2 separate regions of the Homo sapiens genome follow, and region 1 is linked to region 2. Evidence: chromatin loops called from intact Hi-C (ENCODE). Cell type or tissue: GM12878. All regions are shown on one strand. Links, peaks and the distances in the headings refer to the core of each region. The heading gives the core; the rest is flanking DNA.

The links. Hi-C counts contacts between places; a loop is a spot of excess contacts. Peaks named below come from ENCODE experiments on the same cell type or tissue, not always from the same donor. Only the 100,000 strongest peaks of a DNase experiment are listed, where the experiment ranks them.
Region 1: a loop joins it to region 2, with 5 times the contacts of the local background. A loop is called at or near these places in 6 of 110 quality-filtered maps.

Annotation. Positions count from the first base shown.
Region 1 is chr14:89,377,160-89,392,842 of GRCh38, forward strand. All of the region lies in intron 2 of FOXN3 (forkhead box N3), which reads right to left. Among named protein-coding and RNA genes, the nearest start is that of FOXN3, 32 kb to the right of the region's middle. RefSeq lists enhancers at 6,613-6,732, 6,793-6,962, 6,973-7,172, 8,844-8,913, 8,964-9,013 and 2 more. In GM12878, for the core only: a CTCF peak has its summit at 9,224; DNase peaks (open chromatin) are centred at 7,112, 9,111 and 9,422; H3K4me3 peaks cover 2,010 bases; H3K27ac peaks cover 4,282 bases.
Region 2 is chr14:89,322,296-89,337,978 of GRCh38, forward strand. The region is part of intron 3 of FOXN3 (forkhead box N3); the gene reads right to left. Among named protein-coding and RNA genes, the nearest start is that of FOXN3-AS3, 20 kb to the right of the region's middle. RefSeq lists enhancers at 7,820-8,069, 9,009-9,058. In GM12878, for the core only: no CTCF peak of the experiment used is centred there; a DNase peak (open chromatin) is centred at 9,346; H3K4me3 peaks cover 468 bases; H3K27ac peaks cover 4,785 bases.

The DNA.
Region 1 (15,683 bases), core at 3,091-11,090, 53 kb after region 2:
CAAAACAACTGGCCTTGACTGTCTCAGAAAAAAGAAAAAAAGTCGGTGTCATCAGAGGGGGAGAGGAAAATGGGAAGATCATTCCAGACTAAAGAGATTAAAGAGATATAAAAACCAACAGCAGTGCCCACATCTTCACTGGATGCTGGTAAAAAATAAATAAATAAATAAATAAATAAATAAAGGTCTTAGTGGACAACTGGAGAAATCTGAATATGGACTAGATGACAGACATCGAACTGAATTATTTGAAACTTTCTTAGGTGTGACAATAGCGTGGGGTTATAGAAAAGGATGTCTTTGTTCTGAGCTTCATGCTGAAAAGTTTACAGGTGAGGTGCCATGATGCCTAAAACTTTGTTTTCATCAGTTCATATAATCTACACATAAAGAGGAGGCAAATACAACAACATGTTAACAATTACTCATTGCTATTCTTGCAACTTTTCTGCATGTTTGAATTTTCTCACAGTAAAAAATAAGAAGGGAAAAGAAAGAAGCAGAAGATAAATGACCATCTGTAAAACCTTATTGCAGAGAGAACCTGCCCTCTACCCATCTCCACAGGTGTTACAAAATGAACTGCACAACTCGTATGTTGAAACCAATTCACGTGTTGAAGCCCTGGCCCCGAGTACCTCAGAATGTGGCTCTATTTTAACACAGGGTCTTAAACAAGTAATTGGGAAAATGAAGTCATTAGGGTGACCCCTAATCCACTATGACTGGTGTCCTTCTAAGAAGAGGTTTGGACACAGACATACACAGAGAAGACCATGTGGAAGACATGTGGGGAAGGCGGCCGTCTGCAAGCCAAGAAGAGAGGCCTGCAAGAAACCAACCCTGCTGACACCTTGATCTTGGACTTCCAACATCCAGAACTGTGAGAAAATAAATTCCTTTTATTAAGCCAACCAGGCTGTGGTACTTTGTTATGTCTGCACTAGCACAGTAACATCATGATAGGGAAGATTTCCAGCAAAAGGAGAAAGATGGTTCCCCTAATCCAAAAGGAAGAACAGCTTTTGCTACCTTGTGCATATTATCCATTCATTGATACAGAAAATCAAGAGCTCCCAGGATAGTACGTGAGTGTGCATGTAGGGGGTGGGAGCTAAGATAGCTACTCAGGATGATGTCATGTCTGCACCATCAGCTGGGGAATACCCAGACATGCTGGAATCACAGGCTCTCTCTCGTGCACCCACAGGACTCCTTCTCTCAGAGCCAGACAGGTCTGGGGACAGCCCTTGCTGCCTGGATGATATCCTGGGAGAGATGCTTAAAACGCCCAAGTCTGCCTGCTGTAAGTGATCTGACATTGGATTTTTCATCGCTGAGCAGAAACGTTTCAAATATATATTAAAGTCATTTCTCCTTGACATAAAAGAAACATTCTCAGGCTTATCATGATAAGAGGGGACAATTTAAATATTTCTTTAACTGTGTGCATTTTCTCCCTTTTGGAACAAAAAAAATGCAAATAAAAACTAGGAAGAAAGGAGAAAGGCAGGGAAAATGAGGTCACATTGAATCTCTTTTTGCACTTTTTTTTTTTTTTTTTGAGACAGAGTCTCACGCTCTGCAGCCCAAGCTGGAGTGAGTGGTGCAACCTCAGCTCACTGCAACCTCTGCCTCCCAGGTTCAAGTGATTCTCCTGCCTTAGCCTCCCGAGTACCTGGGATTACAGGCACACACCACCACGTCCAGCTAATTTTTGTATTTTTAGTAGAGACAGGGTTTCACCATGTTGGGCAGGCTGGTCTCAATCCCTGGACCTCAAGTGATCCACCTGCCTTGGCCTCCCAAAGGGGTGGGATTACATGCATGAGCCACTGTGCCTGGCTCACACATTTCTTGAATCATGCCCAGGTTATGAGAATAGAGGGTCAGGGCCAGAATCTTGGAATATGAGTTCTAGAAAGGGTTTTCGTGATACCCTGGCTGGCTTTCTTCACTTGGCATTTAAGGAAACTAAACTCAGACGGGAAGAGCTTGCCCAAGAGCATGCAGCTACTGGTCTGGCTGTGTCTCCTCGGTGCCAGCCATGCAGGCCTCTCCCCATCTGACCTTCACTCGGGGACCTTCCCTGGCTGTGCTGAAACCCATGGCTTCATGAGTTGTGCTGAGCCCTCCCCAGTCGACAGTGGTGAAGATCGAAAGATTTTGCTGGATTCTAGACCGTGGTTTCTCAATCTCAGCCCTATTGGTATTTGCGGCCGGGTAATTCTTTGCTGTGTGGGAGCTGTCCTGTGTATTGTAGGACACTGAGCAGCATCAATGGCCTCTACCTACTGGATGCAGTAGACCGCTCCCCCGACAATCTCACAACCAACTCCAGACCTTGGCAAGTGTGCCCTGGGGAGCAAAATCACCTTCAGTTAAGAACCACTGCTCCAGAGCATGAAGAACTACTCAGCTTTGGCAGAAAGGGAATCCCAAAATATAAGCTCAATTCATTTTATTTTATTTTGTTTTGTTTTATTTTTATTTTTCATTATTATTATTGAGATGAGTTTCGCTCTTTCGCCCAGGCTGGAGTGAAGTGGCACAATCTCAGCTCACTGCAACCTCCGCCCTCCCTCCCCACCACCAGGTTCAAGGGATTCTCCTGCCTCAGCCTCCCGAGTAGCTGGGATTATAGGTGCCCACCACCATGTCTAGCTAATTTTTTTATTTTTAGTAGGGACAGAGTTTCACCACATTGGCCAGGCTGGTCTCAAACTCCTGACCTCAAGTGATCCACCTGCCTCAGCCTCCCAAAGTGCTAGGGTGACAGGCGTGAGCCACTGTGCCTGGCCAAGCTCAATTCAAACGCAGAATAACAGTACCTTTTCCCATACCACTGACTTCACTACTTGCAGATGACTAAGGTCTGTTCCTTGTTAAAGTCTGATATGATTTAGCTGCGTCCCCATCCAAATCTCATCTGGAATTGTAGTTCCCATAATTCCCACATGTCGGGGGAGGGACCCGGGGGGAAGTAATTGAATCATAGGGGCACGTACTGTTCTGTGATAGTGAATATGTCTCACAAGATCTGACAGTTTTATAAATGGGAGTTCCCCTGCACAAGTTCTCTCTTTGCCAGCCACCATGTAAGACATGCCTTTGCTCCTCATTCATCTTCTGCCATGATTGTGAGGCCACCCAAGCCACGCAGAATTGTGAGTCCATTAAACCTCTTTCCTTTATAAATTACCCAGTCTCAGGTATGTCTTTATTTGCAGTGTGAGAATGTACTAACACAAAGTCCTATTTCACAGGGATACCAAAGGACTTTAGTCAAGCCTAAACTCCTCAATCATGTTAACATCAAACAGCAGTCAAGCTTCCTGAGAAGAACATTTTGCACAACTCAGAAAGACCTCCATGTTGACCATGCAGTCCAGTGAGCCCGTACACCGTGCCCGTCTGTGCGCCCAGCATGAAGGCGACTGGAACCACACCCCTTATAAGTCGTATCAGCAATCACCTGCTTCTCACTCAGCATGCTGAGGCCACGCACCAGGGTGCCCACAACCCCGTCCTATAAAGAGCGGAGGCAATGACACTGTCAGCCTCACAGACCATGGGCAGTTTTCTAAGTCACATTTAGAATCACTACTGAAGATGCTTCCCCTGTGGACAAGGGGCAAAACCAGTCCTGAGATGCCCAGAGCTCTACATGTTAAGACTCAAATCAGGCCAGGTGTGGTCAGGCCAGGCGTGGTGGCTCATGCCTATAATCCCAGCATTTTGGGAGGCTGAGGCGGATGGATCACTTGAGGTCAAGGTTTCAAAACCAGCCTCACCAACATGATGAAACCCCATCTCCACTAAAAATACAAAAAGTAGCCAGGTGTGGTGGCGTGTGCCCATAATCCCAGCTACTCAGGAGGCTGAGGCACGAGAATCACCTGAACCCAGGAAGCAGCGATTGCAGTGAGCCAAGATCATGCCATTGCACTCCAGCCTGGGCAACAGAGTGAGACTCCCTCCGTCTCAAAAAAAAAAAAAAAAAAAAAAAAGACTCAAATCAAACTCAGCAAACACAGGAGAAAAGCCTCCTTCTAAGATAAATCACCACAAAGGTAACAGTCATCTTCAGATATTATTGACAAATAGCAATAATAATTGTCTACTGTGGACTATGTACTCCCAGGATTCCTTGGGTGACTCACAGGATACCTCGAACCCCGAGGCCTACAAAATCACACAGATGATAGGTTTGTTTTTAATTTTATAACTAAAGCCTTTCCAACATCTGGTGACATAACCATAAGAGCCCTCTCCAACTAATTCTAACATTGCCCGACATCCTGGCCATGTAAAGTGTGCTGCCAAGTCTGGCTAGGCCCTGCACCTGCAGCCCAAAAAAAGCCTCAAAAAGCAAAAAAAAAAAAAAAAAAAAAAGGTTTGCTTAAGTGAAGGTACAGGCCAAGTGTGCTGGCTCCCACCTGTAATCCCAACACTTAGGGAGGCAGAGGTAGGAACATCACCTGAGCCCAGCAGTTTGAGAACAGACTGTGCAACATAGAAGACCCCATCTCTATGAAAAAATTAAAAAAATTAGCCAGGTGTGATGGTGCGCACCTGTGGTCCCAGCTACTCAGGAGGCTGAGATGGGAGGATCTCTGGAGTCCAGGAGTTCAAGGCTGCACTGAGCTGTGATCATGCCACTATACTCCAGCCTGGGCAACAGAGAAGGAGGGGAGGGGAGGGGAAGGGAAGGGGAAAGGGAGGGACGGAGGGAGGGGCGGCAATGCCCCAGGCCCTTTGCTTGATCCTCTCAACTACTCCTAAGCTTGACCTGGTGTGTCTGCAGCCCACACATCTGCCTGTCAATTGATTATCCTCTCTAGATGACCCTTTGGCCCCTTGAGTCCATCATGGCCAGACCACAACCCATTCATCACCTTGCCCCACTGCTTGTCAGACCAAATCCATTCTCCTCCCTATTCCCCTCGCCTCTAAGCAGACTTAAACCTAGATTCTTACTTCCCTTCCTTGTCTGCCTACCCTATGACCCCCACAGCTATCATCAGAGCCTGTGGGTTCTACCTCTGTGACAGTAGGTCTGGTGTCACCAAGTGTACACCTTGCTGCCAACCTAATTCCATCCTTCATTATAACCCGGCTGGACCGCTGACCCATCACTCTACTTCATTATACTTCAAATCCCACTCCCACACTCCATGCCTCTCCGTGCTCCAAGCCTTCAAATGTTCCCCAGTAGAGACACAAAACACCCTCACTTCCAAGCCTGAAAGTCAAGCCCTTCCCAACATGGCACCTTCCTATCTTTCTGGCCTTCTCTTATGCCAACCCATCTCTGTTCCCTCATGTTCTCCACTTCTACAAGTTTTCTCTCCAAATGCATCTATACTCATCTGCATTGGCTCAAGCCACTGTCCCTACCCCACCCACAAATGCCCTTTCAGGTGGGGCAGGAAGCACGTGGGTTTGGGAATAGGAAGGATCTGAGTTCAGATTCTGTTCTGCTCCTTCCTAGCTGTGTCACCTGTGATCGGTTACCTAATTGCCTCTCTGACCCTCAGTTTCCTCATCCATAAAATGGAACAATCATTGCCACTTTACAGAGTGTTGAGCTCTTTAGATAACATATGAAACCGCTTGGCAAAGAGGGGATGGTGTTTGAGGCACAGAAAACACAGACAAAAGCTTGGAGGTCTCCTTGATGATGACATGTACGTGAAAGGGACGGTGAAGAAACTCCCCAGCTGGAGGAAGTGCCCTCCTGGGTCCAAGACGGGAGAAGCAGTAGCAGGAGGCTCCCCAGCAGGGATCCACCCAACACCATTCCCTCGATACTCTATTGCTCAGAACACTCAAGCAGTTTTGTGTTTGGAGCACAGTTTTGGGTGGTGTTTTTTTTTTTTTTTTTTTTTTTTTCCTTTTTTGGCTAGAGTCAGTACCATCTGTGAATTACACTGCGGTAGCCAGGTTTTTTGATAATTTGAATAAGACCTCAGGGAGTCTGAACTAAACATATGTCCCTCAAAAATATAAAGTAATTCATATGCTTTCATCTATTAATTGGGAAAATGAGCTTTTATCAATGTCTAAATGTTCACGAACAGGCAGAGAAATGTCAGGTTCTACCACATGTGACACGGCAAAAAAGACATCTTCCAATGCATGAGGCTTCTCCAGGCAGACATGAAGAGGGACACACTAGCCTGATAGAGCAGGCAAAATGACGACAAAAATCAGAGGTGAGTGTATTGCACCAAATTAGGTTGGTGCAAAAATAATTGCAGTTTTTGCCATTACTTTCAATAGTTTCCCAGAGCTGCCATCACAAATTAACACAAACTTGGTGGCTTAAATCAACAGAAATTCTCTCACAGACCAGAAGTGTGAAATCAAGGAGCCGACAGGACCTGGGGAACATCCTTCCTTGCCTCCTCCTGGCTTCTGGCGGCCCCCGGCCGATCTTGGCACTCCCTGGCTCACCCCTGCATTGGTCCAGTCTCTTCCTGTGTCATCTTCCCCACGTATCTGTTTCCTTTCCTCTCCTCTCCTCTCCTCGTAAGGGACGCTAGTCAATGACTTCAGAGCCCACTCAAATCCATTCTGACCTCATCTTAACCAATTACATCTGCAAAAACCCTATTTTTATTTTTATGTATTCATTTTTTTTTTTGAGAAGAGTCTTGCTCTGTCGCCCAGGGTGGAGTGCAATGGTGCGATCTCAGCTGACTGCAAACTCTGCCTCCCAGGTTCAAGCAATTTTTGTGCCTCGGCCTCCCGAGTAGCTGGAATTACAGGTGCCCACCACCATGCCCAGCTAAAAAAAAAATGCTATTTTAAAATAATTAGGTCACTAAATAAGACTCCAGGTGGACATGAATTTGGTGGGGGGGGACATTTCAGCCCACTACAGTGATAACAGAGAACATCAGGGGATATGCTACAATCATTAGAGCTGAAAGAACCTCAAAGGTAACCTTTTCCACAGATGTTAAACAGACTTCTTCTCTGATGCCAGCCCCAAGGGACTGGTGGTGGCTTCTGAGAATGGTGCTCACAGAAGCAGCTGAGGATGACAGCTGTGGCCAGCGATGGATGGCTGCCCTGGGCGTGGCATGTGGGAGAGGAGATCAACTCCTCACCTCTGCGCCCACCAGCCTGCTTCACTGTGCTCACTTTGCAGATATAGAAACTAAGCCTGTGAAATGCTGAAGTGATAGTTCTACTTAGTGGAAGAATCAGGACCAGAACCCAAGTCTCCTGAGTCTGCATCTGACAACCAGCTCTTCTAATACGTACCAGGAACATACAATTCTGAGTCACAGACAAGCTACTTACTATGGGCAGACACTAAAAAACAACTAATGACTTTCATTCATATAACATGGTTTCATCCACTTGGAAAACTGTTTTTGTAATCTAGATTAAAAAAAACTTCCTTTCTTCAACAAACATCAGCCCCACACCTACCACAATACCAGGAATGAGTCCTAGGAATACCTCATCTAGTTGTAAAAATATATATATAAAGCAATACAGAGATGCAGAGATAAAAATAAGCCCTGTCTTATGGTTCCACTGAGAAGAGGGACATGACCCAGCCTGAGCAGGGAGAATCATGGCAGACTTCTTGGAGGCGATGATGGCTGTCAAAGTCTACAGGATGAACAGGCCTTAGCTAGGGGCAGAGAAGGATAAGGTCATGACTAATGGCAGGAACAACAGCCTTGATGGCTCTCTGAACTGGAGCTAAGGTTGCTGTACGTGTTGTAAATTACATGGTTTTATATCCCATGGAGAAACAGCCTTACAATGAAATCTTTTTATAAACTTGCACCTGGAGATTATGTCTCTCCCCTAAGTCGGCATCTTACCAGGGAAGGAGAATTATGGAATCTGCCGAGTTTCCATTTTTGCCTTGGCTGTCAGGCACTCAATCACAACAAATATATTAGGTCAAGAATTTGGAATATTTGCTTTCCCCTCTCTCTACTGCATTTGTCTATTTTCAATTTTTACCTTAGCGACCTGATTGTGACCTATATGTCTTATGGCAAGCCCTATGAAAAGGAAGTGGGGTATAAATTATAAATGTGCCAATAAAGAATACTGGCTAATACCTACATAAACATGCTAATAAAGAATATTGGCCAATATCTATAGAGAGGGTCCGGGAGGTCTAAAATCTATAACCCTATCACCTTGAGCCTAAGTTAAGATGCCACATGGCCCATCTTTTTCAAAAGTCCAAACCCATCAACTTCAGAGAGGAAAAGGCTTAATTAATTATAGGTAAAGCCATCCGTGTCCTGAGGCAGATGAGACCAATTTCTCTCTGAATAACAAAAGCTGAGGCAAACATTTAAAAAAAAAAAAAAAAAAAAAAGGAGGGCTGGGTGCCATGGTTCACGCCTGTAATCCCAGCAGTTTGGGAGGCAGAGGCAGATGGATCACCTGAGGTCGGGAGTTCAAGGCCAGCCTGACCAACATGGAGAAACCCTGTCTCTACTAAAAATACAAAATTAGCCAGGCATGGTGGCACATGCCTGTAATCCCAGCTACCTGGGAGGCTGAGGCAGGAGAATTGCTTGAACCCAGGACGCGGAGGCTGTGGTGAGCCAAGATCATGCCATTGCATTCCAGCCTGGGCAACAAAAGTGAAACTCTGTCTCAAAAAACAAGGAGTTGGCTAACGTTCTCTCAGGCCTCTTACTGTGAGTGTACATGAGAGGGAGAAAAAAGCAAAAGAGGAGAACAAGATGAGAACTACTTACGTAACTGAGGTGTCAAGATACTGGCTGAAGGCCATCCTCACAAAGACTCACTTCTACTCACTGAGAGAATAAAAGAATTGCAGATTCAGACTCACAACGGTTCTACTCTCCAACAACTGAAAACTTGATCTCTCTTTGCTTTTGTCAACTCAGCAAGTTTATGGGTAGGTTTGACACGCAAATGCCTTCGCTGACAGCAAACAGCTCAGAGGATGCACACGGGGGAGCTCGGGAGGGTGGGTGAAAATTTCACTCTTTCTCCAGATGTAGGAGGAGCTAAGTGTTTGGGGAAAATTAACCAACCAAAAATTATTTTTTAATTGCTTCCTGTGCACAGAGCACTTGCTAAGTGCCACCAGAAATGAAATATAAGGCAACTCCCCTGACATCGAGGAGTGTGTCATCTGCTCTCTAGTGAAAGCAGGAGCACTGGAGTCAGGGACACACATGTGGTCTCCCATCTGTCAAGGTCGTCCACGGACAGCCGCAGAGGCCTGCCCTGCACAACTGCAGGAGGTGCCATTTCACAGGGCTGCAACGTGAAGTCATAGTTCTAATCCTGGCACTACTAGGCTAGGGGAACTTAGCAAGTAACTTAACCAACTTCTAAAGTGGTTTTGAGAATTGAGAGATTAGACAGGTCAGGTTAAGTAAGATAGTGCCCAACACCTAACAAGGGCTCAATCAATGCCAGCTCAACAAATCATCATCTAATTAGAGCCAAAGCACACTCTATTAGTCAGCTCAGACTACCAGAACAAAATACCACAGACTGCGTGGCTCATACAACAGAAGTTACTTTTTCACAGTTCTGGAGTCTGGGAAGTCCAAGGTCAAAGTGCCAGCAGCTTCAGTTCCTGGTAAGGACTCTCTTCGTGAGAAGACGGCTGCCTTCTCACTGTGTGCTCATGGGGACTGCCCTTGGTGTGCGTGCATGAATAGAGTGATCTCTCTTCCTCCTCTTATAAGGCCACCAATCCAATCAGATTAGGACCCCATCCGTATGGTCTCAACCTTAATTAGCTCCACATTGAGGGTTTGCGCTTCAACATATAAATTGGGGGGTGCCAGGCATGGTGGCTCACGCCTGTAATCCCAGCACTTTGGGAGGCCGAGGCAGGTGGATCACTTGAGGTCAGGAGTTCAAGACCAGCCTGGCCAACATGGTGAAACCCCATCTCTACTAAAAATACAAAAAATTAGCCAGATGTGGTGGTGTACCTGTAGTCTCAGCTACTCGGGAGGCTGAGGCACAAGAATCACTTGAACCCAGAAGGCGAAGGTTGCAGTAAGCCGAGATCGTGCCACTGCACTTTAGCTTGGGAGACAGAGCAAAATTCTGTCTCAATCAATCAATCAATCAATCAATAAACAAACCAACCAATTAGGGGGGAGACACAATTCAATCTATAGCACCAACATGAAGGAAATGACCGTCAGTATAATATTTACTGAGTGTGTACTATATTCCAGGAGTTGTATTATCATTATTTAATCTTTAAACAGCCATGTGAGAAAGGCATTATCCTCTCATATCAGAGATGAGAACGTAAAGCTCATTAACAGTAATTACCTTGCTGAAGGACACACAGCTAGCAAGTCGTAAAACAAAGATTCAGCCCTAGGTCTCTCTGACTCCAACTTCCACCCTCCTGAAACTCATCTGCTCTGCTCCTTATTTCATTAGATGACAGACTTTATTATAAAGTTTATTATAAACTACATAGACAGACTATAACTGCCAAGGGCCAGAGAGAGAGAGAGATTAATAAGATCAGGAGTAGATTCCATTAAGGAAATGGGCTTTAAACGGAGCCCTTAGGACAGAGTTGGTCTGGGGTATACAGAAAGAAGAGGGAGGAGGAGCAGGTAAAGCCAGCATGAACCATGTGCACCATGCAAGGTGAATTCTGCAGGGCAGGGCAGGCACCCACCTGCGTCTAGCAGCGGCACACTACAGAGAAGCAACATGAAATAAGGTGGCTAAATGGGGCTGGGCACAGTGGCTCATGCCTGTAATCCCAGCACTTGGGGCAGCCCAGGTGGGTGGATCACCTGCGGTCACAAGTTCAAGACCAGCCTAGCCAACATGATGAAACTCTGTCTCTACTAAAAATACAAAAATTAGCCTAGGCGTGGTGGCGTGCACCTGTAGTCCCAGCTCCTTGGGAGGCTGAGGCAGGAGAATCGCTTGAACCCAGGAGGTGGAGGTTGCAGTGAGCCGAGATTGCGACATTGCACTCCAGCCTGGGCAACAGAACAAGATTCCGTCTTGGAGGGAAGATAGCCTAAATGGGCGAACACACACTCCATGGGGCCTGGAAAGTCAGGGAGGAGATGAGAACTCACTTCCATGGATGGCAGCAATCACTGAGGCCATCTGAGCAAAGGATACAGTAATGACAGTGCCCAGGCTACCAGGACAGAGCCTGGAGACAGTGAACGCTGCACCTGCAACTCAGGGATGGAAGAGTGGGGCCGCTGCAAGCAGGGTGTGGGATGCTGCTGGGTGTGGGCCACAGGGCCCAAGAGCTTGGCTCTGCCCTTATCAAGTTATCAGGGTCAGCGCCTAGGAAGCCAGGAGAATGAATGCGCCATTGACTTACTCAGCAGAACCTCTGGAGCCCCCTGCACACAGCGCTGTCCCAAGCACTGGGTTAGACTGACTGTGAAGCTTACATTTAGAGGAGACACGTGATGAACAAGTCACAGATAAATGTGTAAATGCACCTGGAGCTAAGTGTTGCCAGGAAGGCGAGCAGGAGGGCTCAGAGAAGACCTCTCTGAAGGGGTGTCATTAAAGCTGGACCCTGATAAATAAGGTGCCAGCTTGATGAGAAGCAGGAAAATCAAGAAGAAGATGCATGAGAGAGGCCAAGAGAAAAGCCCTTGAGCAGGGAAGACATGATGAAACTGGATGGATCACAGACACCAGGGGTGGGAGACGAGGCTGCTACCAGTGGCTCAACAGCACCAGCAGAGCACAGGCCCCGCACTGTGACACCAGGCAGAGTTCAGCAAGGGATCCCAGAAAACCAAAGTCGGGTGATCCAGAAACAGAAAACTGGGCCATCTGAGGCTCTGGGAAGAGAACTCAGAGATTCAGGAAATACTACAAGGGCTGATTTTGGAGACTGGGTGACTGGGTGCTTGCTCTTGTGAAAAGGAAATGCTGATCCAGGCAGACTCCAGCAGGGAGAGCTGCAGCCTGAGGGGAACTTACAGGCCCGTTTGGGAGGAATTTGTCTTTATGGACAATTCCTCTTTTTTCCCATCTCTGATTCTTTCCTGCAAACGAATTTGGAAGTAAAATGTATGAAAGTGAAAAAAACTTACATGTTACAATGTGCATCTCTTAGGTATAAAGAACTATTCCCTTTTTTAGAGTACTTAAAACAAAAAAAAAAGAAAGATTATAAAATCTCTAAATATACCTAATGTCTCAGACTCAAGCATCCACAATTACTTCACAGCATTTCATGAACACCCTTTCATTCTATCCTTTCCCTTCACAGCGGTAGATCCCACAAGCGCCCAATCAAGACCAAAGATTCACGCCAATTGATTTCCCTCTTTCTCAATTGATGTGTTTAGGAGAATTACGCTCTTTCTAACTCCTATTATTAACCTTTTTAATTTGTCACTTTCATTTTAATAAAACAAGGGCAAAGCACATAAACAATTCAAATGATTGCACAAATAAACCGTGCTATAAAGACAAAGACGGAAAAACTGGTGAAATTGATCTGCTGGCTGGCAGGCCACGGTGGGATGGCTAGAAATAGTCACTTGTTGATGTGTAGGTGGCCAAATTCACCATACAAAGGGTAGCTTGGGGGCATCAATATACGATCTTAGCAAATCCACCAGTCATCTCACAGAAATGACCCTACCGGGTCAGAGGTGACTCCTGTCCTTTGGCCCACAGCAGAGGGCTGGACTCAAGGAACAATAAGGCTCTTTACAACTACAAAATGTCATAAAATAAATCCTTGTTTTTCACTTTTATAAACAAAAAAAAAAATTCTGGCCAGGCACAGTGGCTCACACCTGCTATCCCAGCACTTTGGGAGGCCGAGGTGGGCAGATCACATGCACTCAGGAGTTCGAGACCAGCCTGGGCAACACAGTGAGACCTCATCTTTACAAAAATAATAATAATAATAATTAGCCAGGCATAGTGACACAAGCCTGTAGTCCTAGCTATTTGGGAGGCTGAGGTGGGAGGATTGCTTGAGCCTGGGACGTTGAGGCTGCTGTGAGCCAAGGTCATGCCACTGCACTCCAGCTAAAATGACAGAGTGAGACTCCCTTTAAAAAAAAAAAAAATATGCACTGGGCATGTTTTCAGCCATATGTTTCAATAGATCTCTCTCGTTCTCTTTCTCTCTCTCTCTCTCTCTCTATATATATATAAATATTATCTATATAATTTTATATGTATAAATAATATAATTTAATACATATAATTTTTTAAGTAAGGAAAACTATTACTTTAAGAAAATGATAAAGCAGTGAAATCCACTAATGTATTTTTCAATCAGGAGACTATGTTCAGGGATTTTCTCTAAGCTGCTTTTTAAAAAAAAAAAAAAAAAAAGGAAATCTCAACACAGAGCTGACAATTAGCTTTTTCTTCAAACTGACGAGCAGTATCATTTAGTAGTGGCTACTACAAAATTCTTATTATTGAATGTGCCTTTATTCTAGGGGGGAAAGCCTAGCAAAATAAAACAGCAGGTATTACAGAAAATAAAAATGGCCCAAGGAAGCTCCAAAGTAATTGAATCTACTCGTATGACCAAAATCTCCAGAAACCCTTCCAGAGAGTCCCTTGCCCTCCCCTGCAGATGCTGTAAGAGGTGCCTCGGTTGAAGTTCTGAGGGTGAGAGCTGCCCCCGCAGCTTGCAGGACTAAGACCCTCTCTAAGGCCAAGTTCAGACTTACACTTAGTCCAGTTTCTCCCACAGTTCCTGTACTTATTATTTAGGAAAGAGGGTCACTGAGAGAAGCCCAAAGCCTCAGAACAGATGAGTCGAAGACAGGGTAGGCAGACAGTGTCTCGAGAAACTCCTTTCTCCAGTTGCTAAGGTTAACGGTAGATCCAGCCCACCACAGTCCAGAGGTGAAGAGGACCGGCATACAGAAAACTGTCTTTCCTTATTTATGTGTGGTCTTCCGAGGCCAATTACAGAGGGTGAAAACTTTGTAAGAGAAAATCACCTTGAACCCAAGGAACAGTCCAAATGCCCATCACCAGCCCCAGACTGACCTTGGTTTTCAAGGGCGGTAAGTGAATCCTCCTCCTCGAAAAACAGACTGTGTTAAAGGGCACGACTGTGTCTCAGAAATAAAATACGGTTACATTGGGCAAATGGAGGACACCTGACAAAAGTGCCTTCAGATGTTTAGTAAAACCAAGGTCATACAAACACTGAGTCATCGTGAACAAAGCAGCCAGTACGTTCATATTTCCAAAGACAGGCATCCCGTCCCTCTGCCTCTGTACCAAGAATTCAGCCAACTTGGGCATTCACAGTTGTGCAAACCGAGTCTTATTATTTCATGGTTCAACCAAAAGGATCTGCTGCAGAAGAACACGCTCCCCCAAACAAAGGCTGCTTCTTCCCAGTTCAAGGTTTAACTAGGCCCTGAATAAGAAATGTTGGGCAGGTATTGCATCTTATTGTACCAATTCAAGCCTCAGCACCAAGTGCATGAAAAATAAGCGACAGTCCCCAAATACAGCCTGGTTGGTTGGTGCCACCGTGCTCTCTGCTTGCAGGCTATGTAGCTAATAAAACTGGAACCCTGGCCGGGCGCGGTGGCTCATGCCTGTAATCCTGGCACTTTGGGAGGCCGAGGTGGGTGGACTGCTTGAGCTCAGGATTTCAAGACCAACCTGGGCAACATGGCCAAACCCCATCTCTACTAAAATGTAAAAGAAATTAGCCAGGCATGGCGGCATGTGCCCATATTCCCAGCTACTCAGGAGGCTGAGGCGGGAGAATTGCTTGAACCCAGGAGGTGGAAGTTGCAGTGAGCTGAGATGGCACCACTGCAATCCAACCTGGAACCCTATAAACTCTTTCCATTTTGTTGTCAAGATCTGTGATCCCTTCATTCCCCATCAAAAAATGGAGAGGAAAAAAACCCAAACCATCTGCCCCCTAACTTTATGGCATTTCTTTAATGTGAACCCAGTTAGGTTTCAAATATGTTCCCATAGGCAGCATTAGGAGGGAGAGAAGTTCTAAGCCCAGGAGACCTGAGTTCTGGATCCAAATCTATCACCAGCCCCCACTGCGTGGCTGTGAGCACCTCTCTGGATCGTTCCCTCCTCTGTAAAAGGACACAATCCCACTGCATATTCCTAAGTACCTTCCATTAGGTTTTATTCCTGAAGTCTCTCAGTGTAGGCAGAAACTCATAACTCACTGCTACTTCTTTCTGTTGCTCTGTTCCCAGGGCTGCTGTAACCAAGTGCCACAAGCCGGATGGCCCCAACAATAGAAATGTATTTCCTCACTGTTCGGGAGGCTTGAAGCCTAAAATCCAGGTGTCAGCAGGGCTGGTCCCTTCTAGAAGCTGGGAGACAGAATCTGTTCTACGACCCTCTCTGGTGATGTCAGAATCCTTGCTGTTCCTAGGCTTGCAGAGCCATCACTCCAACCCCTGCCCTCACACTCACACGGTGCTCTCCCCTGCACATGTGTCTGTGTCTCGTCTTTTTTTTTTTTTTTTTTTTTGAGATGGAGTCTCATTCTGTCACCCGGGCTGGAGTACAGAGGTGCAATCTCAGCTCACTGCAACCTCCGACCCCCAGGTTCAAGCAATTCTCCTGCCGCAGCCTCCTGAATAGCTGGGATTACAGGTACAGACCACCACGCCCAGCTAATTTTTTTTTTTTTTTTTGAGACAGCATCTCGCTCT
Region 2 (15,683 bases), core at 5,049-13,048:
CATATTTTGTGTGGTTCTACCCATACAATTAAATGGCTTCATTCATCTATCAGTAGATGGTTATGAAGCCAGGTGCTAAGGTAAAGTTGGGGGCATGAAGGGGAACAAGAGAGGATACGGGCTCCTGCCCTCACACAACTTGGAGTCTACTGAGAAGAGATGCCTTTAAAGTGTAAATGCCAGGACAGACAATATGCTTGGGCCACACAAGGACATAGTGTTCTTGTCTGGAGGGGGCTGCAGAGGGAAGAACAGAGAAAAGAGGGAGCAACATGGTGGCATAGTCAAAAAATGAAGGACATTCAGTAAGGCTGAGAAGGGGACCGGTGGGGCAGTCAAGAGTCATATGAGGTGCTTCTCTGCAAGGAACTGTCAGGGCAAACAGATGTTTCGGAGGAATCACCATGCTGAATACTCGCTGAGTACTAGCCAGGTACAGCAGAGGCACACCAGGAAGAGGCAAGAAGGAGGCCAAGTGGGAGTCAATGGCAGCTATCCAGTTAGAAGGTCATCCATCCATCCATCCATTCAAAACTACCAGCCTCGTGCTACTATGGGCTGGGGACTGTTCCAAAGCCTAAGGATACAGCAGAGAGCAAAAGAAAGTCCCCGCTCTCAAGGAATTTACATAAAACAAATACATAATGTGCAAGTGGTAATAAAAGCTAAGGAGAAAACTTAAAGGCAATGGCAATAAAGAATGACAGTGGGAGCCGGGCGCAGTGGCTCATGCCTGTAATCCCAGCACTTTGGGAGGCCAAGTTGGGCAGATCACAAGGTCAGGAGATCAAGACCATCCTGGCTAACACCATGACACTCCATCTCTACTAAAAATACAAAAAATTAGCCAGGCGTGGTGGCAGGCAACTGCAGTCCCAGCTACTCGGGAGGCTGAGGTAGGAGAATCGTTTGAACCCAGGAGGCAGAGGTTGCAGTGAGCTAAGATCACGCCACTGTACTCCAGCATGGGCGACAGAGCGAGACTCCATCTCAAAAAAAAAAAAAAAAAGAAAGAAAGAAAGAAAGAAAGAATGACAGTGGGGCACGAGTATTTTGAAGGGGTGGTTAGGGTAGGTGTCTTTGAGAAGGTGACACCTGAGCAAAGACCCAAAGAAGGAGAGGTCCCAAAGAAGAAGAGGACCCGGCTGGGCACAGTGGTTCACGCCTGTAATCCCAGCACTTTGGGAGGCCAAGGTGGGTGGATCACGAGGTCAGGAGTTTGAGACCAGCCTGACCAACATGGTGAAACCCCGTCTCTACTAAAAATACAAAAATTAGCTGGGCGTGGTGGCACACGCCTGTAATCCCAGCTACTCAGGAGGCTGAGGCAGGAGAATTGCTTGAACCCAGGAGGCAGAGGTTGCAGTGAGCCAAGATCACGCCACTGCACTCCAGCCTGGGCAACAGAATGAGACTCCATCGCAAAACAAACAAACAAACAAACAAAAAACGGAGAGGACCCATGGCAGTGACAACATCGATCTAAAGGAGCAGGCACAGTGGGTAGCAGAGGGGGCCAGTTCCTGACAGAGAGCAAAGGCAATTGGGGGTGGTGGTGAAGTGTAGATACTGGAACCATGCTGCTGGGTCCAAGTTTTGGCTCTGTCATTTACTAGCACTGTAACCTTGGATGTGTTTTAGAGACTCATTAGAGGCAGGGACCTCTAGCGTGGTGCCTTTGTGCTTCAGTTTCCTTGTGGTGCCCTGGGCAACTCCTCAGATACAGCTTAAGTTGCAACCTGCAACAGACATCATATAGACAACATCTAAGCCACCACCATGTGATGTCTGTGAGCCATTCAAGAATGAAAAGTATCCACCAAAATAATTAAACATATAGTCCAATTCCCAGCTTTGCCGAATATCAGTAATAGCCAAGCAACACGCCCATTAGCTAAAGTGATTTCTCCAATGGGCATCAAAGAAATCTGCAAAGTTTTCTGTAACTATTGTTTTTGATGGGTTAAATTAGCACCATTACGGAATAGAAATTATTAATACATTCAGGGAGGTGGGGGGACATTTTCACTTAAAGAGAAAATGCTACTTAGGCTTTTGAAATATTGATCACTAGCCAGAGTGCTGGGAAGCATTAAGAGAACCACAGCCTAAACATACTGATTTGGTTTGAAACAGCTAAGTGTGTGCGTGTGTGTGTGTGTGTGTGTGTGTGTGTGTGTGTGTGTGTGTATGTACCCACATCTTTACTAGCAGGGAAAACAAAGCGGCAGTAGGATACATGAGAAAATAACAGCAGAGCTACCCTTTGGGGAGAGAATATAGGAATACAGAGATTAAGGAGGTTTATGAGGAGGAATACACAAAACAGCGTTTCATCCTAAGATGACAGCTACAGAACTTTTTTCTTTGATCTCTTAACCACAGGGACCCACACACATGGGTCCCCTGAAAACCACAGCAGGTTGTGAGAACAGCTGAGAAGGCAAAGAAGACAGCAAGAACCTTCCATCCTTGACCAGCACAACTGCCTGGAAGTCTCTGGAAAGACACTGAGAGGTTTCAAGGCTGGCCCAGTGTTTCTTAAACCACCTGGAGATTGTATTAAAAAGCAGGTTCAGATCCAGCAGGTCTGGGGTGACGTCTGAGATTCTGCATTTCTCCCAGGCTCCCAGGAAACGCACACGTTGCACATCCTTAGGCCATAGCAAGGCTCTAGGGTGGCGCTGTCCAACATGGTAGCCTCTTGCCACATGGGATTAGTTACATGAAGACTAAAGGAAACTAAAAATGCAATTCCATGGGCACACTGGGTGCATCTCAGGTGCTCAACAAGCCACATGTGGCTAGTGACTACACAGCGGACAGCATAGACACAGAGTACTTCCACCACTGCAGAAAGTTCTGCTGAGCTATGCTATTCTTCGGGCTCCTGCTCCCATGCCCATGCCAACACACATGCACCACCACCACCACCATCACTACCACCACCACGACCACCACCACCACCACCATCACCAACACCAACACCAACACCACCAACACCAACACCACCACCACGACCACCACCACCACCACCACCACCACCACCACCACCACCACCACCACTACCACCACCGCCACCACCACCATCACCACCACCATTATCACCACACAGGTCTAACCTCTAACTCTGCACTGTATCATGTCAGAGACCCAGAGACTGAGGCTACTGGGGCCCTTTCTTCTTCTTCCCTATCTCATGCAAGAGTAAGAGGTGAAACAGTTCTAAATGGAGGGTGGAGAACCACCCTCTTTGTTAAAGGGAAACATCACAGGAAGGGAAAGGAGTTGTAAACAGATACATTTATTGAACTATCTCTGTACAGAGGACATGACTTGTGGTGATCTCATTGAATAGACACTACCCATTGTGGGTGGTAGACACTACTGGCCCAGTTTTACAGATCAGTGAACAGAGAACAGAAGAGGTGACACTGCAGGCCCTGACATCACAGAGCTAGTGAAGTGGCAGGTATAGAACTGCACAAGATGTGTGTGAGTCCCAAGATGATGCTCTGCCCCTGGGGGCTCAATGAACTGAGCTGGGCATTACCTGTGCCTCTTGGGGACCAAGCCTAGCCCCTGTCCTGTCAAGTAAGATAGCATGGCTGCACTCTCAACACAGGTCTGGCGTCTCCCAACACTGAAAACAGCTCCATCTAAGACATTAATCATGGGGAATTATTAGAGACAGAGGCACAGAGAACTTTTAATCCAGAAAACACTTTTACCGGTGATGAAAGAACACTTTTATCAATGATGTAAAGCAAAACTATTGTATCTCATGCGTTCTCATTCAACAAACGTTTACTCAACAGCTACCAAGCGCCAGGCACTGTGTGGGCTCTGGAGCTAAGTAAAGAACAAACCTACCATGTCCCTGCCCTCCCAGAGCACACACCTTCTTTTATAGGTGCTGTCAAAGAAAATAGCTTTCCTAAGGCAGAAGCCTTTACATATTCTATCTATACCCAATTCCAACTCTCTGGATGCTTAAGAAAATATTAAACATGAGGAATGAATAAGACACAAGTATATTTTCAACCCCAGGAACTGTACAGAATTTTAATTTTGCTTCATGTGCTGCTTTGAGAAGGACAATGATCAAATCAAACTCTTCTTGAATCAAAAGCATCCCTTCACCAAGGCTACTTTAATACTCGGCAGAATCCACAATCCTCTGGCTGCCCGGGAAGTCATCAAGAGTGGTGCACACACTCACAGGCGCACTGGACTTTAGTCAAAAGTAATGAATTTTGTGATAGAAAATTGATCTCTCCTGTTCCCATAAAGCAGGCTCTGTCGAGAGAGCAAACAAACAGGGCTGTAATAATTAATTGAAAAGAAAGAGTCTAATTAAATTTTTATATTAGTGTACATAATGGCCAGAAATAGTAAACATTGCTGTCAAAAAAAAAGAATCAGAGCTGTAAAACCACTAAAAGCTCTATGACTCTTCAGACAACCAGCAACCACTTACCACTATTCAATGCAAACACAGCTTCATCTTATTTTCTAGCCCATGGTAAGTGGCATAAAGTAGGAAGAATAGAGAACCATGAAATATTTAGCCACTACAACTCGGTACAATTCAACAACTATTTATTGAGTGCTTCCCGTGCCTGACATTGTGATCCATCTATCCCGCCAACATTTCCCGGGTACGTAATATGCACACACACACATGCTCACACACGCACCACCCAACCCAGCTGTGGGGTCTTTGCTGGTGATTAGATGCAATCATTGGCTCCAAGAGATGAGTCCAATTCTGAAAGAGAAAAAGCACATGTACACATAGGACCACAACATGAGGCCATAATTGCCAAGTATCATCTAGGTGGTCCGGGAAACTTATTATGACATGCAGTGAGAGATCATATAATGTTTCCTTAGAAAAGGTGAGATTTATATACAAAGCAACTGAAATATGAAGAAGTACACTAAGGAGAGAAGAATGCTCCAAATATTTATCTACCATTATTATATGATGTGCTTAACGACTACAGATCTTATCCCTGACTGGGTGCCCCTTGCTAGGAGCTTGGCTGCTGCCATCTTTGGGGTTACCAGCCCTGGAATGCTGAGGATGGTGCTTACAGAATTTAAAAGTGACAAGTATGCGACAAGGTTTAAACTGGGCAGGAAACTGACCTACAGCTTCAAGAGCAAAAGGAATGGATAATTTTAACCTAATGGATTTATACAAATCCACAAGTGGACAGAAGGATAATGGTAAAAGGCACCTCTACCCGCCAAAAGCCCTATGAAAGTTGATGAGGCTATTTACAGATGGTATCTTTCTTCTGGAACTTCAGGGCAAGACATCTGTTTAGTCTTTCAGACTACTAGTTTACCCCTCAGATGGGGCCTCAAAGTGTTGCTAGGCTTCTGACCATACCAGAGTTGCCCAAGTCTCCCCAAAGGCACAAATGAGCAGGGAAGCCACTTTAAAAACTTACAATAAATCCTCCTCACAAAGGCTGGCTAATCTCGAAGTTTCCAGTCTTTAAACATTATAATAAGCAGAGGCTACCAGAATCAGAAGGAACGTTAGAGATGATCTAGCCCAACCACCTCATTTTATAAACCTAGGGAGGGAAGTCCATTAAGATGAAGTGACTCAGGTTTACAGGAATTAGCACACAGCTAATCAGGGCCAGTGTCAACACTAAAAACCCAGGTTTTCAGACTCCCAAATAGCATTCTCCCAGACCACAGGCTAATGCCTTCCAAAATGTCACCACTGTGTTTCAGTACTTCAATACTTGGGAAGAGCTTCAAAACAGCCAGGATCGTTAAACTACAGCACTTTTGTACAGATGACCGAAAGCAAGTCTCATGTTACATTAGATTTGTTTACAAGTCCATCTTTCTAACTGGAGGTGTACGCTCTGATGACAGGAAACCTGGCTCAGTCATCAAGGATCCCAAGTAACCCGCACAAAGCATGGCACACAGGAGTTCCAGCAGCCCTAGATGAATGGGCGAAGAGACATTCCCACCAGCAGCCCTGGATGAATGGGCAAAGAGACATTCCCAACAGCAGCCCTGGATGAATGGGGGAAGAGACATTCCCACCAGCAGCCCTGGATGAATGGGTGAAGAGACATTCCCAACAGCAGCCCTGGGTGAATGGGTAAAGAGACATTCCCAACAGCAGCCCTGGTTGAATGGGTGAAGAGACATTCCCAACAGCAGCCCTGGGTGAATGGTTAAAGAGACATTCCCAACAGCAGCCCTGGATGAATGGGGGAAGAGACATTCCCACCAGCAGCACTGGATGAATAGGAGAAGAGACATTCCCACCAGCAGCACTGGATGAATAGGAGAAGAGACATTCCCACCAGCAGCACTAGATGAATGGGCAAAGACACATTCCCACTAGCACAGCCTCAAAGGGAAACGGAGGCTTGGCTTTTTGGAGGATGGCCCTTAGGAATCCATCTGGGGCTCCAGAACAGGTAATTACATCACAGATAATTCCATGATCTCAAATAACTGACACCACGACAAGGGTAGAGCTTGACAGGTGATAACAAGATAAAGAGCAGGTACCATCCTCCATTTAGATGTGGAAGAGAAAGATATAAGACGTGCAATGAAATAAGCTGCCTATGTCATTCAGCCATGGGACTGGCACAGAAGGAAAAGAGGACAAGTAGTACTCAGAGGCCACGGATGCAGGCCTCCTCCATCTCAGCTTACCTGCTCCTGTGCTCAGCTTATAACCATGCAAGGCCTCGGCCTGCCATCTGGGAAATACAGCAAAGTAGATGATATAAGAGAGGCCACCGACCCTCACCACTGTGCAATTCTTCGGCAGCTGGACCACACCAGAAATCATGTTGCCCAAGATATAGCACCCCTCACGGAACCAAGCCTAGTACATGGGTAACAGATTCATTCTGACATAGATAGTAGGTGTTAATTTTTCCCAGGCTGTGATGCTTACACACCCTTTAATACTAATAAAGCAGGAATCAAACCAAAACCCCAAGCTCTTTTTCATTATTATTTCCAGAATATCCATGGAAAAAGTCCTCAACATTTAAAACTCGGAACATAGCAGAAGGGATTTGGGGTGTGCCAGTGGTCCTCAACTGGGGTTGGTTTTGCTCCCCAGGGAACATCTGGCAATATCTGCAGACGTTTTCCATCACCACAACTTGGTGGTGGGTGGGGGTGCTACTGGTACCTGGTGGGTAGAGGCCAAGGATGTTTCCAGACATCCTACAAGGCACAGGACAGCCTCTCACAATAAACAATTCTCTGGCCCCTGCCGGACGCGGTGGCTCAAGCCTGTAATCCCAGCACTTTGGGAGGCCGAGGCGGGCGGATCACAAGGTCAGGAGTTCGAGACCATCCTGCCTAACATGGTGAAACCCTGTCTCTACTAAAAATACAAAACAAATTAGCCGGGTGTGGTGGCGGGCACCTGTCCCAGCTACTAGGGAGGATGAGGCAGGAGAATGCTGTGAACCCGGGAGGCGGAGCTTGCAGTGAGCCGAGATCGTGCCACTGCACTCCAGCCTGGGCGACAGAGCGAGACTCAGTCTCAAAAAAAAAAAAAAAAAAAAAAAAAAAAAAAAGAATTATCTGGCCCCAAATGTCAATAGTACCAAGGCGGAAAAACCCTGGGTGGACCTAAAACTCACAGACTATGCTAACGGTTTCAAGATCATTATCATGATGTGTGCCAGCCATCCCTGCTCCCCCGCCATTTGTGGTAAAGTTCAATGTAACATAAAAATAAACTATTTTCTTAGCTCCCAGTAAGCCCAGTTAACTATTTTCACTGGTGGAGTTAGAGAGACATCCTCCAGGTTTCCTTTAATGCTGCTGCTGACTTGAGGGCTGCAGAGATTCTGACAGGGTGGCTGGAAGCACAAACCTGTTTGTCAATAACAGTGGAGGGGCTAGAAGCACAGGGGTGCCTGCCAGGTAGTAAGAAATCTCCAATGCCCTCAAATAGAGCCAGCGGTAGACTCCTATCTGCCACAGCTTGTACGGGCAGAAATTGCCCTGCACTGGGAGTATCAAAAATCTTAAGTCAGCTACAAGAAAGAAACAGACATCCCGCTTCTGCTACCCAGCTGCCCCTGACCTCATTTCTGGCTCACCCCGAGTCTTCTGACTCTCATATCCAAACATGTGAAGCAAGAGTACAGAATGGAGCCAGCGTGAATCACTGTAACTTGTGGGTAGGAGCATGTCGCTTGAATTGCCATTTGCAGGGAGCCTGGAGGTCTTGCAAAGAAAGAGGGAAGAGTAAAGAGAGAAAAGGCTATTTGTTTATGGGTTAAGGCTAAAGACCAACTGATGAAAGGGGTGAGACCAAAAGAAAAACCATAAACGATGTTTTTCCTTGGCATTCCAAAAGCAAATTGTGGGTTTATCCAAATGCTGCAATTGGAAAAATCAGAGCTATTAGCACATGAAAGGTCATTGGCTAAGCATCACTCGCTGCTGTAAAATGCATCACCTGTGGAAATGCCAGCAGTCATCACCTGCCAGGGATTCCAGAATCAAGGCCACACTTGGCCACAGTCGGTTCCATGGATTCCTAAGGCCAGGGAGCCTGTCCTGTTTGCCTCAGAATCCTCAGGACCTGGGCCCACCAAGGGGTAGGCTGAAGGAATAAACGGCTGCTGGAATGTGAAATGAGGTCTGTCTACAAGAAATGCTACGTTGTTCTGTTTCCTCTTCTTCTTTTGCGCCTAGATTCATTTTGGAATGTGTGATAAAATACACAAAATATGAAATTTGCCACTTAAACAATTTTTTAGGTGTACATACAGTTCAGTGGCATTTGGTGTATTCACACTGTTGTGCAACCATCCCTACTATTTATTTCCAGAACTTCTTCATCATCCCAAACTCTGTACACATTAAATACTAACTCCCCATTCCCACCTTCCCCCAGGCCCTGGTAACCACTAATCCACTTTCTGTCTCTATGTTATTTGTCTATTCTAGGAAAACTTCATATAAGTGGAATCATATGATATTTGTCCTTTTGTATCTGGCTTTTTTCACTCTGCATAATGTTCAAAGTTCATCTATGTTGTGGCCTGTGTCAGAATTTCATTCTTTTCCAAGGCTGAGTAATATTCCATTGTCTGTACAAGACACGTTTTGTTCATCCACCACCTGCTGATGGACGTTTGCGTTGTTTCCCTGAGTGTTGCTTTTTAAACAGGATGGTCTATGGATTTAGCAAAAGCAGTGGTGAAGGGGACTGAGGATGAAGAACAGACTCAGACTCAATCTGTTACTAACTCCCCGTGTGATCTTAGGACCACATGGGTCTCCTCTGTGTTTTCAGTTGTAAAATTGAGGAACTGAATCAGACCAGTCTTCTCCAGCGTATTTTTGGCCACCATTTATAGTAACAAATAGGCTTCATTCTGACTGAGTTCACACAAATATACCATACATAACTGAAACAAAGGTTTCACAAAATAATAGCCTCCTCTGTGCAATGCACTCTGGTATTTCTTATTCTACTGTATTATTTTTTGTAAAACAAAAAGATAGTTGTAACCCCTACATTGATTTCATAACCCATTACGGAGTGGTAATCTTTATTTTAGATTACTTGTTCCCAAATTGGTGTTCCTTGGAATATGTTGATCAGTGTGCTGTGATTTTTTTAATGTCTGTTTGATAAAATGTAGGAAATATCTTAATTTTGGCTTACTACAAAGAAGTTATAATGAGCTGCGTTTCCCAAACTTATTGACCACGGGCAACTTCATGTATACTCAAAACTAAAGTCCTAACAACCCCAGGAAGCTGTTCATGTGGTGTCCCACCTAAGGACTCTAAACTGGGTGATTTTAGGTTCTTTTCTGCTGCAATATTCTATGATTAAGACACTAATTCTCAACATGTATTTTCTGTTGAACAGCGCAGAGAGGGGCAGACACCCTGCACAGTTAACTATGACTCACTAAGTCAATGATTTTAAATACCATATCCAGCTCTCCAGGGTCAGGAAAATTATATACATATATTTTAATAACAGACTTCATCTTTTAAGAGAAATTTTAAGCTCACAACAAAAGTGAGCAAAAAGTACAGTCAGTTCCCATATACCCTTACCCCCATCCCCGGTCTCCATGGCCTCTCCCACCATCAACACCCTATATAATTTTCTTAATGTCCCTCTTGTGATTCTGATGCTTCACTCCTTGTCCCTTAATGCTGGTCTAAAGACTTTGTTAAAACGAAATTTTCCAGACAAAAATCCACTCAAGATGGATTAAAACTTTAATTCAATGTTAAGACTTGAAACTGTTAAACTAGAAGAAAACAAAGGGGGAAAACTCCATGACATTGGTCTTGGCGATGATTTTTTGGATACGACACCAAAAGTACAGGCACAAAAGCAAACATAAGTGGGACTACATCAAACTAAAAAGTTTTTTGTACAGCAAAGGAAATAGTCTACAAAATGAAAAAGGCAACCTACAGGACGGAGAAAATACTTGCAAAGCACATATCCAATAAAGAGTTAATATCCACAATAGAAAGGCACTCATACAACTCAACAGCAAAACAAAACAAAACAAAAAACTAAACAAATCCCACAAATAACCCAGTTTAAAAATGGGTAAAGAACCTGAATAAACATTTTTCTAAAGAAGACACACAAATATCCAGCAGGTATATGAAAAGGTGCTCAACATCACTAATCATCAGGGAAATGCAAATAAAGCCACAATGAGATACCACCTCACATCTGTAAGAATGGCTACTATCAGAAAGACTGTCTGTACTGGTGAGGACATGGAGAAAAGGAAACTCTAATACCTTGTTGGTGGAAATGTAATTTGGTTCAGCACCAGGCCGGGCTCGGTGGCTCACGCCTGTAATCCCAGCACTTGGGAAGCCGAGGCAGGTGGATCACGAGGTCAGGAGTTCAAGACCAGCCTGGCCAAGATGGTGAAACCCCGTCTCTAATAAAAATACAAAAAAAAATTAGCAGGCACCTGTAATCCCAGCTACTCGGGAGGCTGAGGCAGGAGAATCACTTGAACTCAGAGGGCAGAGGTTGCAGTGAGCCAAGATCGCGCCACTGCACTCCAGCCTGGGTGAGAGAGCGAGACTCCGTCTCAAAAGAAAAAAAAAAAAGGCTCAGCACCTATTACGAAGAACAGTATGGAGGTTCCTTAGAGTATTAAAAACAGAACAGCTGGGTGTGGTGGCTCATGCCTGTAATCCCAGCACTTGCAGATCACCTGAGGTCAGAAGCTCGAGACCAGCCTGGCCAACATGGTGAAACCACATCTCTACTAAAAATACAAAACAATTAGCCAGGCATGGTGGCGCCTGCCTGTAATCCCAGCTAACTGGGAGGCTGAGGCATGAGAATCGCTTGACAGAGGTTGCAGTGAGCCGAGATGGCGCCAACTGCACTCCAGCCTGGGTGAACACAGAGAGACTATTAAAAAAAAAAAAAAAAAAAAAAAAAAACAGAACCCCCATAAGATCCAGCAATTCCACTTCTGGGTATATATCCAAAGGAAATAAAGTCACTATTTCAAAGAGATACTATATCTGCATGGCACTCTCAATTTCATTGCAGCATTATTCACAATAGCCAAAATATGGAAACAACCAAAGTGTCCACTGACAGATAAATTAATGAAGAAAATGTGGTGTGTATATATATATATATATATATATATATATATATATATATATATGTATATAAATGTGGTATACACACACACACACACACACACAAAGGAATATTACTTGACCTTAGAAAAGAAGGAAATCCTGCCATTTTTGACAGCATGGATGGACCTAGAGGACATCATGCTACATGAAACAAGCCAGACACAGAAACACAAATAGCACATGATCTCACTTATATATGGAATTTTAAAAAGGCAAACTCACAGAAACAGAGAATAGAAGGGTGGTTACCAGGGGTTGGGGTTGGGGAGTGAGGCGGGCTGGGGGAAACGAGATGATGTTGGTCAAAGGGTAAAAACTTGCAGTTATAAAATGAGTAAGTTGGCTGGATGTGGTGGCTCACGCCTGTAATCCCAGCACTTTGGGAGGATGAGGCAGGTGGATCACCTGAGGTCAGGAGTTTGAGACCAGCCTGGCCAACATGGCAAAACCCTGTCTCTACTAAAAATACAAAAATTAGCCAAGTGTGGTGGTGCACACCTGTAGTCTCAGCTATTCGAGAGGCTGGAGCAGGAGAATGGCTTGAACCTGGGAGGTGGAGATTGCAGTGAGCCAAGATCATGCCACTGCACTCCAGCCTGGGTGAGAGAACAAGACTTCATCAAACATAAAATAAAATAAAATAAAATAAAAGCCCTAGAGACCTAATTTACAGCACAGAGACTACAGTTAATAATACTGTATTTTATACTTTAAATTTGCTAATAAAAGAGTAGATTTGTTTTGTTTTGTTTTGTTCTTTGTTTGTTTTGTTTTGAGACAGAATCTTGCTCCTTGTTTTGAGACAGAATCTTGCTCCGTCACCCAGGCTGGAGTGCAATGGTGCGATCTCAGCTCACTGCAACCTCCGCCTCGCAGGTTCAAGCAATTCCCTGCCTCAGCCGCCCCAGTAGCTGGGATTACAGGCGTGCACCACCACACCCAGCTAATTTTTGTATTTTTAGTAGAGATGGGGTTTCACCATCTTGGCCAGGCTGGTCTTGAACTCCTGACCCCATGATCTGCCCGCCTCAGCCTCCCCAAGTGCTGGGATTACAGACCTGAAAAAGAGTAGAACTTAACTATTTTCATATCACACACACACACACACACACACACACACACACACACACACACACAAATGGTAACTATATGAGGTAATAGATATGTTAAACTGTGGTAATCATTTTACAATGTGTGTATCACAACATCACACTGTACGCCTTAAATATCCACAATTTTTATTCATCAATTATATTTCAATAAAGCTGGGGGCACAGAAGGACCAAAAACCCCCAAGTTTTCCAAGACTAATTGTAAAACAACTCAGTGGTCCAGCACATTACTTTCAGTTGAGTCTCTCAAACTGAGTGTCATTCCTACACCTGCTTAGATTACTGAAAACATCCTCACATGTAGCGTTTGGCCACAAGTGGTCTATTGAACTTGGCACAGCCAAAATGACCAACAGTGCTCATCATTCCTACGATCTAAGTCTTGCCTCAGCAAATATGCTATTTACAGACACTATTTTGATAATTATTTAGAGCTTAATTTTTATACACTTGGGTCAACCAGAAATCAGCCAGGCATTTTTGGAAGAATCTTCACTGCTTGTTCCTTAACAAAATAAAATTAACCCTGTGTCTTTAATCCATTTTATGACTTCAATATCAAATAAAAGGATGCTAATTATATCTATTCATTTTTATTTCACAAATATTTACTGTGTACAATATTAGAGATTCAGGACGGTGGTTAGAGAGATTTTCATTTTTAAAGAATGTTAACAAAATATGTTGCTCTAACAACAATAATTTTTTTTAAAAAAACTAAATTCAAAAGATGGTGAGAGTCCTTGTCAGTTCTCCCTACAGACATATCAAAAACAAATACATATAAGAAATGATTAGAAAGATAGCTGAAGTATAGACATTTATTCCCAAAATGACTGAGAGTTTAAGAGGAACAAAACAAGAGGAAACCCTCATTTGCTCTAAGAAGAATTCATGGGCAAGAAAGCTTTATAATATGGTGAGGTTTGACTCTCTTTTTTTCTTATTAAACAAACGTATAAATAATCCCTAAAATATTGTGTGATTCTCCCCACCCTACATTCGCTTTTCGATTTTGTCTAAAACAGAAGTGATCCTTACACACACACACACACACACACACACACACACACATTCATAATCCTTAGTCACCCCTTCCCCATTCTCCTAACGGTGCCTCCATCCATCCATCCATCCATCCATCCATCCATTCATCCATCCACACAGAATCCTCTCTGCTTCCTCCCCACGCCTCCCCCATCAATTTCCATGGCTCTCCCTCTAATTGTCATTGTTTCCTCACCATTGCCAGTTTCCAATGGCAGGAACTCTCACCTCCCATCTCTCTTACTCTCACTATGCTACAAACCCTAAATTCCTTTTTAACAAGTGATATGTCATTCTTCCTTTCCAAAGCTCATCGAAGAATGTTTCTGCAGAAGACAGTGACCACAAGGTGGCAAATTACCTTGAGAAGAACTCAGGCTATGGGGTCAGAACAGTCAGATGAGGCCGGCTCAGGTCCCAGCTCAGCCATCTGCAAGCTGTGTGACCTGCTCTTTATAGGCACGTGATAGCCTCTCACATGCTGTCTGTATACCAAGTCTGACACACAGTAGGTGCCCAATAAATGCTTGGTTTTCTGCCTCTCAATCAAAATCCAGAATGGTTTGGAGTCCAAAGCAGATGGAATAAAATAAATTTAAAATTCTTTACAGTCCTATAGTGCTAAACAGCTTACTTTCATAGTTCATTTCTTAGAAGCCTAGAATATCGGATGGAAATAGATTTTTGTTTTACTCTACATCAAAGAGTTGTATTAGAGAAATTCAGGTTGGTTTTCCTATAACTTTAACTTCAACAACTCTGATGATGGAACATGCCACATCTAAGGGGTGAGGGTAAGAAAGGGTGGTGTTAGAAAGAGGGAACTTCAAAGGGCTTTAATAAGAATAAAATTCCATTGGAGTCACCGTATGTCCAATCCTTCCTTTCTCAAGAACAATCCATTAAAAATCAGGGAGGGGGAGGTGCCCAAGAGAGGGGTCCTTAGGTAGTCAGGCCATGGTATGCCGCCAGAATGCCTCCAGAAAAATCAGGACCTCTGGCACCACAGATTTGTGAGTTCTGCACACAGATTTGGTAGTACAAAGAATTGCGATCTTCCTCTTTTAGCAGGTAGAGAAGGATAGCATTTGGGTGACTTTCTTCCTATGGGATCAAAGTGCGACAGGGAGATTTCCTGGGAGAGAAAAGCAAGATTGGGAGCTGGGAGGAGCCGGGCTTTGTTCTCATCAAAGAAGAAAAGAATGTAGGGGAAAAAAACTAATGAGTGACTGCCAAGAGATTTAAACACGGATTATGTATCTGGTAGAGAAAGAACACAATTGAGTGTTTGGGCTGGCCTGGGGTGAAAACTTTTCCCATTATGACTGGGGCAGGGAGAGCTCCGGCGCCTTACCTTTCAAGTGCCAGTTCCGCAGAAATGTACAGAGGAGCAGAGGGAGGCTTCTTTTCAAAGGAATAATGAACAAGACAAAGCTGGAGCAATTCCTGGCCTGCACCACCGTCAGCACATTTGCATTCTCTTTTCTTTTCTTTTTTTTTTTTGAGACGGAGTCTTGCTCTGTCACCAGGCTAGAGTGCAGTGGCACAATCTCAGCTCACTGCAACCTCTGCCTCCTAGGTTCAAGCAATTCTCCTGCCTCAGCCTCCTGAGTAGCTGGAATTACAGGCACGTGTCACCAAGCCCAGCTAATTTTTGTATTTTTAGTAGGGATGGGGTTTCACCATGTTGGCCAGGCTGGTCTTGAACTCCTGACCTCAGGTGATCTGCCTGCCTCAGCCTCCCAAAGTGCTGGGGTTACAGGCGTGAGCCACCGTGCCCAGCCACATTTACATTTTCTACAGCAGCTGCAAAAAAGTTTCCTCCTGTGACAA